Regions from separate parts of the Homo sapiens genome. Here region 1 is linked to region 2. A link is a contact called in ENCODE Hi-C data. All regions are on one chromosome and are shown on one strand. The core of a region is the stretch at or near the end of the contact, and the rest is flanking DNA. Distances in the headings are between cores, read along the strand shown. Region 1 holds the start of NEK11 (NIMA related kinase 11). Region 2 holds the start of ALDH1L1-AS1 (ALDH1L1 antisense RNA 1).

Evidence for each region. A loop is a pair of places that touch in the nucleus more often than their neighbours do. Pooled maps may share reads with other maps.
Region 1: a map of CD8-positive, alpha-beta T cell shows a loop between it and region 2 (19-fold over the local background). The contact joins the promoter of NEK11 here to the promoter of ALDH1L1-AS1 in region 2. A Hi-C loop is called at or near these places in 3 of 168 maps with a recorded cell type or tissue (B cell and CD8-positive, alpha-beta T cell) and 5 of 50 pooled maps.

What each region holds. Positions count from the first base shown.
Region 1 is chr3:131,025,444-131,028,143 of GRCh38, reverse strand. NEK11 (NIMA related kinase 11) reads right to left here and starts at 1,267. Exons shown (of 18, transcript NM_024800.5): 1 at 1,138-1,267; 2 at 142-214. ASTE1 (asteroid structure-specific endonuclease 1) reads left to right here and starts at 1,319. Exons shown (of 6, transcript NM_014065.4): 1 at 1,319-1,637; 2 at 2,550-2,670. RefSeq lists enhancers at 958-1,147, 1,228-1,287, 1,428-1,667.
Region 2 is chr3:126,082,895-126,085,594 of GRCh38, reverse strand. ALDH1L1-AS1 (ALDH1L1 antisense RNA 1) reads right to left here and starts at 1,380. Exons shown (of 8, transcript NR_190231.1): 1 at 1,143-1,380. It overlaps SLC41A3 (solute carrier family 41 member 3), which reads left to right and starts at 1,471. Exons shown (of 11, transcript NM_017836.4): 1 at 1,471-1,502. RefSeq lists silencers at 1,124-1,673, 1,714-1,823.

The sequences.
Region 1 (2,700 bases), core at 18-2,517, 4.9 Mb before region 2:
AGACACGTTAGTAAAATCTGCTGGAAAAACAACTACAGAGCAGGCCTCTAAATATACCTTTTGTTTTTACTTCCCCTTCACTGTCATAAAAGTGATGCCGTCTGGCCATACTAAGCTGTTCAAATAAATATATGGACTTACAGACTTTCCAGCTGAAAAGGGTCCTTCAGGTCACTCAGTAATTCTCCTTATTTTAAAGATGAGATTAAGGTTCCTTTTAGAGAAGGACAGAATTAGGGACGGACAGAATGAGAAGTTCACTTCTAGCGGCTCTTATTTTAAAGGACAGTCTAAACCCAGCAGTGCTTAAGTAGTCTGGTCCAGGCTGCAGAAGACTCTGGGACTAGGTTCCCTCCCGCCCACCCTCACAGACTCAGCCCTGCCACCCCCATCCCAGTCCACTTTTAGGTCATCCATTCCATTAGTCTCCTCTGCGCAACCATAAACCTACCCAAGAATGTGTCGCATTGTCTAGATTCTAGAACTATCTGTTCACTTGACAACACGCTCCCCCTCGAGGTTTGAGTGAACTTGGGCACTGCGAACACATCTTCTTTATTTCTGCATCCCCAATCCCTGGCATACCTCCTGGCATATACTAGGTGTTTAACAAACCTTGTTAAGGCAAGTAAGTGTCCAGCAGATCAACTGCCGCCCAAAGGAGAGAAAAAAGGTTAGTTAAGAAAGCTAGATGGGAACTTGGAGAAAGTTACTACCTTGTGCAAACTACCCGTTCTCGGTGAAACAGATCTGGCTGGGGGCAAAAGACAACGGAAGGAGTATTTATCACAAGTTGAAAACCAGTAGTTATCTTCCCAGGTAATAAGAGGAAGGCAATTTGTCACCAGTTTCTGCTACAGCACAAATCTACCTTTAAAGTAAATCTTAACCTTAAGGTAAAACGAACAATTCCTTGCTTCTTCACCTTTTTAAACATTTACATTTTGGCAAAGCAGGTTAACGTTTATTGAGGGGCACTGAGACTGGAGTACATCCGGAGGTAAGATGTCCAGGAAAGCGAGGAGATCGCAGCCATGGCGTCCTAGAGATTCGGAACCCAGCCCGGGCAGCTTGAAACCATTACCTTCCCCCTCGCAGGGGAGCCTGGCTAGCCCCAAGGAGGACAGTTCGCTTTACCTTTCCCTGTCGTGGTCGGAGCGGCGCCCGGGGCTGCCCAAGTCTTGCGGGTAATCGGGCAGGCCTCAAACTAGGGGCAACCACACCCACCGAGCGCCAGACACCGCGGGCCACGGCTGTTTGGAACCGTGGCCAGGGAGACGGCGCGGGGCATACTGGGAAGTCGGGGCGAGGCGGCACCAAGGCGGAAGTGTTCGCCGACCCAAGTAGGCGGAGAAAGCAGAGGAGGACCGGCGGGCCAAGCTTTCCTAGCCTGACAGCAGCCATTTCGGAACGTACGTCCCAGCCCTCTTTAGCTACTTAGCGCCTCTGGGCCCGAGAACACCTGCTCCTTGGCTCAGTCTGGCGCCACCGGCATCACGGAACTGTACTTCCCAGAGACGTCACACCGGGAGACTTCCGATTCCCGCTCTTGAGATTGGACTCTCACGTGCAGGAGCCAGTCCTCGCTGGGCTCTAGCGGGCTTCTGATGGAGGAGCTACTCCTCTGGGAGGACAGAGTAGGTGGGCTCTGCTGCAGGTCCGGGCGGCGGGTTGTGAGGGCCGAGGTGGCACGGTGTATGAAGGCCTGTGTTTGAAGACTTAGGTCAGACCTTTTGCCCGCCTTTCCCCTATGCAGCTCTATGCAACTGTCTGTGCAAGGTCCTGTAATTTGCGTAGGACGCCTTGACACAGTCTCTGCTTATGGACGCTTTACAAAACTATCTTGCAAAGAAATAAGTACTATACAGGATAAGGTTCTGAGATACTGACAGGGCTGGAACTAGGGTGAGATAAGTGTAAAATGTAAATGGATGCCAATAAAATTCAGTAATCAAGGTAAGTTTTAATGCAATCTCTAAAAATCAAAATTATAGCAAAAAAAATCCATGACTGACAAAATGTCACGATTTTAAGTAATAGTAACAGTACCGTGCTGTGCCATATTGAAGCCCGAGGTGTCAAAAGAAAAACCATCAATTCTGATCCTGCGAGTTAAGTTAGCCAGGTGAGGAAGCGTAGCTGGGCCAGATATGCAAAATAAGATGATGAAAAGAGCTCGTGGTTAGGGGTGTAACTGGATAGAGGGGTTCCTAGAGGCATGAAGCAGTTTTCCTTATACCAAAAACTATGCCAATTAAGAAGGGCCCACAAATCCAAAGCCTGAAAGAAGTTCCGTGACTGATTGTCAATACAAAAGAAAAACTTGATCCTTATCATAGGTCCTACACACCTTACTTTACTGAAGCCCAAATGCTTTGTGATTATGAGATGAATATGATATCTTTTTTTTAGCTTAGGACTTTTTACTTTGACCCCACAAAACAAATACTCTGTGCTGTAAGATGTTGACTATTACCACTTAAGAATCAAAGTTCACAGAACTTCTATACTGGTGTGTCAGTAATGGACTTCAACTGATTTTTCTTTAGAATTAGCAGCAGCCTCTGTCACCATCCAAAGATTACAACCCATGAAACCATTGAATTTGTGCCTTGTATCAGAAAGCAAAGGAGAATGAAAAAGCACAGCTAACATTGCTTGAGGATCTAGGTAAGAATTTATGATGTTGATATCTATGTT
Region 2 (2,700 bases), core at 131-2,630:
AACAACAACTTCCTAGGAGAAAAACCAGCTCACACTAAACGAAGGACTGTCAACCAAAGGGCGATCTGGGGCTCAGGAGAACTTAACCAGTTCCATCGGGGGAGAAGCTAGAAGTCTGGGAGGCTTCAATGGGCCCCACTGGTATCTTCGCTCCGAGTTCAGGCAACTCCTTTGGGGTCCTGAGTCTTCTCTGAGGCCCCACGCTGGGTGCCAAATTATTGTGGAAGAGTCAAACTCTGTAAAATATTTGAAGAGATTTATTGTGAGCCAAATATGAGTGACCACAGCCAGTGACACAGCCTTCAGGAGGTCTTGAGAACATGTGCCCAAGGAGGTCGGGGTGCAGCTTGGTTTAATACATTCTGAGGAGGCATGAGACTTCAAGTTAAGTTCATTTAAGAAATAAATTTGTTTGATCCAGAAAGGCAGGAAAACTCAAAGAGGGGGAGGGTGGTTCTAGGGTATAGGTCAACTTAAACATTTTCTGGTTGACAATTGGTTGAGTTTGTCCAAAGACCTGGGATTAAAGAAAGGAATGTCTGGGTTAAGAGGTTGTGGAGACCAATGTGTTTTATCACGCAGATGAAGTATTCGGATAGGGTAGCAGGCTTCAGAGAGAAGAGGCTGTAAAATGTTTCTTATCAGACTTAAAGTCTGTGTTGATGTTAATGCAGGAGAGGGATAATGAGGCATGTTCGGCCTCCACTTCCCCTTATGGCCTGAACCAGTTTTTCAGGTTAAATTCTAAAAGTCCTGGCTGAGGAAGAAGTCCATTCGGATGATTTGGTGGTTGGGAACGGGGAGGTGCCTTATCATTTATTTTTTGGTTTAAAATATAATGATATATTTTACCAAGTCTTGTGAACCATCAGGCCTCCCTCAGGCCCGGACTGGGAATTGCCAATTTCGTTAGGTGTGACCGTAATACTATGAGAATGTTTAAAAAAATAGGCCTTACTGATTAAACATACTCGAGTATTTAAAGGAGAATTTATCCACTGGGATGCTTTAAAATTACTCTGGGAAAAAAGGGAAAACGAAAGGCATGTGTGGGGTGAAGCACAGACTTGTCGTTGTTGTTTTTAAAGCAAAAGGCGGGTCCCAAGGGAAGTTGGCTGTCGGTGGGTTCCCGTTCTCCGTACCTTTCTACCTTGACAGCTCCATAATAAAACCTGCAGCCGCATAGGCGCCTCTCCCGTAGCGCTCCCGCGGGGGCGCCAGTGGGGCCCCAGCTGCGAGGAGGGCCCGGGCTCGCGAGACTCGGTCCCCCACTTCCGTCCCCGCGATCCCCGGCTCCCAGCCCCCCGGGCCCCCGGCGGGGCTCTGCGCTGCCGGAGCTTGGGCGTCTGCTGCTGTCCCGGAGCGCCAAGTCGTCCGAGGTCCGGCCGCCCGGCCGGGGCGGGGCCAGGGAGGCCCGGCCTTCCCGCTTCCTGCCTGAGCCGCAGGCCCGCCCCTGCGTCCTCCGCCCGCCTCTTTCCCGCCGCCGCCTGGGAGGGGACCCGGTAAGCGCGGCCCTGTTCCGGGCGGGGTTGGGGCGGAAGGTGGGGTCAGCTGGGGCCCAAGGGGGGTCGGGGAGGCGCGCGGGAGAGGGCGCCCGGGAGTGGGTGCGCGGGAGGCGAGTGAGCCGGGCGCCGGGCCCTGGGGGCTCGGCGGGAGGGGGAGTCAGGTGGGGACCGGGATTTGGGGGACTCGGTGGGGGAAAGGCGCGCGGGAGATGAGGTAAACACGAGGGGTCGGAGGGGCGGCCTGGGGCGGGGTGGGGCCATGCCTGGGGTAGGCCACGCCTCGGGGAGGCCGGGAGAGAACCCAGGCGCTGGGGGTCGCGGGGGAGCCGGCCGGTCCTACCCTTAGGTGTCTGAGGCCGCTCCCCACACCGCTGCGGTGTGCATTCAGCGGCCCTGTCTCCTCCTTCCTGGCCTGCTCAGGGCACGGCTCCTGGTTGGATGTCACACGCGTGACTCCTGCAGCGCCCGCGCGCAGGGACCCCTCGCTGCCTCAGCCAGACCTCCCGCCAGCCTCTACCACAGGCTCAGCCCACTGTCCTGGGTGGGCTCGGTGCAAACCTCTGGTGAAGAAAACCTCCTGGGGGTGCCCAGCCGGGAGTCTGTCTCAGAGTCCCACACTCTCTCCATCCAGGAGAGCCGGTGGGATAGGTCTCTTTAAAATCCCGTTATTTATTTGTTTATTTTTTCCTCTTTCTTCCAGTTTTTTCCATATGACTTTAGTGATCAAATCCCACTTTTTTTTAGAAGGCTTTTTTTACACCAGTGGTTTTCAAACTGTGGTCCCAGGACCAGCAGCACTGCCTTTCCTGAGATCTGCTAGAAATGCGGGTTCCCCAGCCCCACCCTGACCTTCTAAATCCTAAACCTTGGGGGTGGGTCCCCATACTTGTCTTTAGCAGGTCCTCCTCGTGGTTCTGACCATTGATCTGAAACCTTAGGGCTTTGAGGAGTCTGAACTGGGGTTGAGGATGGGCCAGGTGCCCTGTGATGATAATGCATGACTCCATTTAATCTTCACAGCCCTACACAGTAGGTAGTATTACCCCATTTCACAGATTAGGCAACAGAGGTACAGAAAGTTTAATTTTTCCAAGGTCACAGACCTAGAAAGGGGAGGAGCTGGGATTCCAACCTTGGGTTCCGGCTCCAGAACATTCCCACTGAGGCGAGGTCCCCTGTGAAGGTGGGGAGGGGT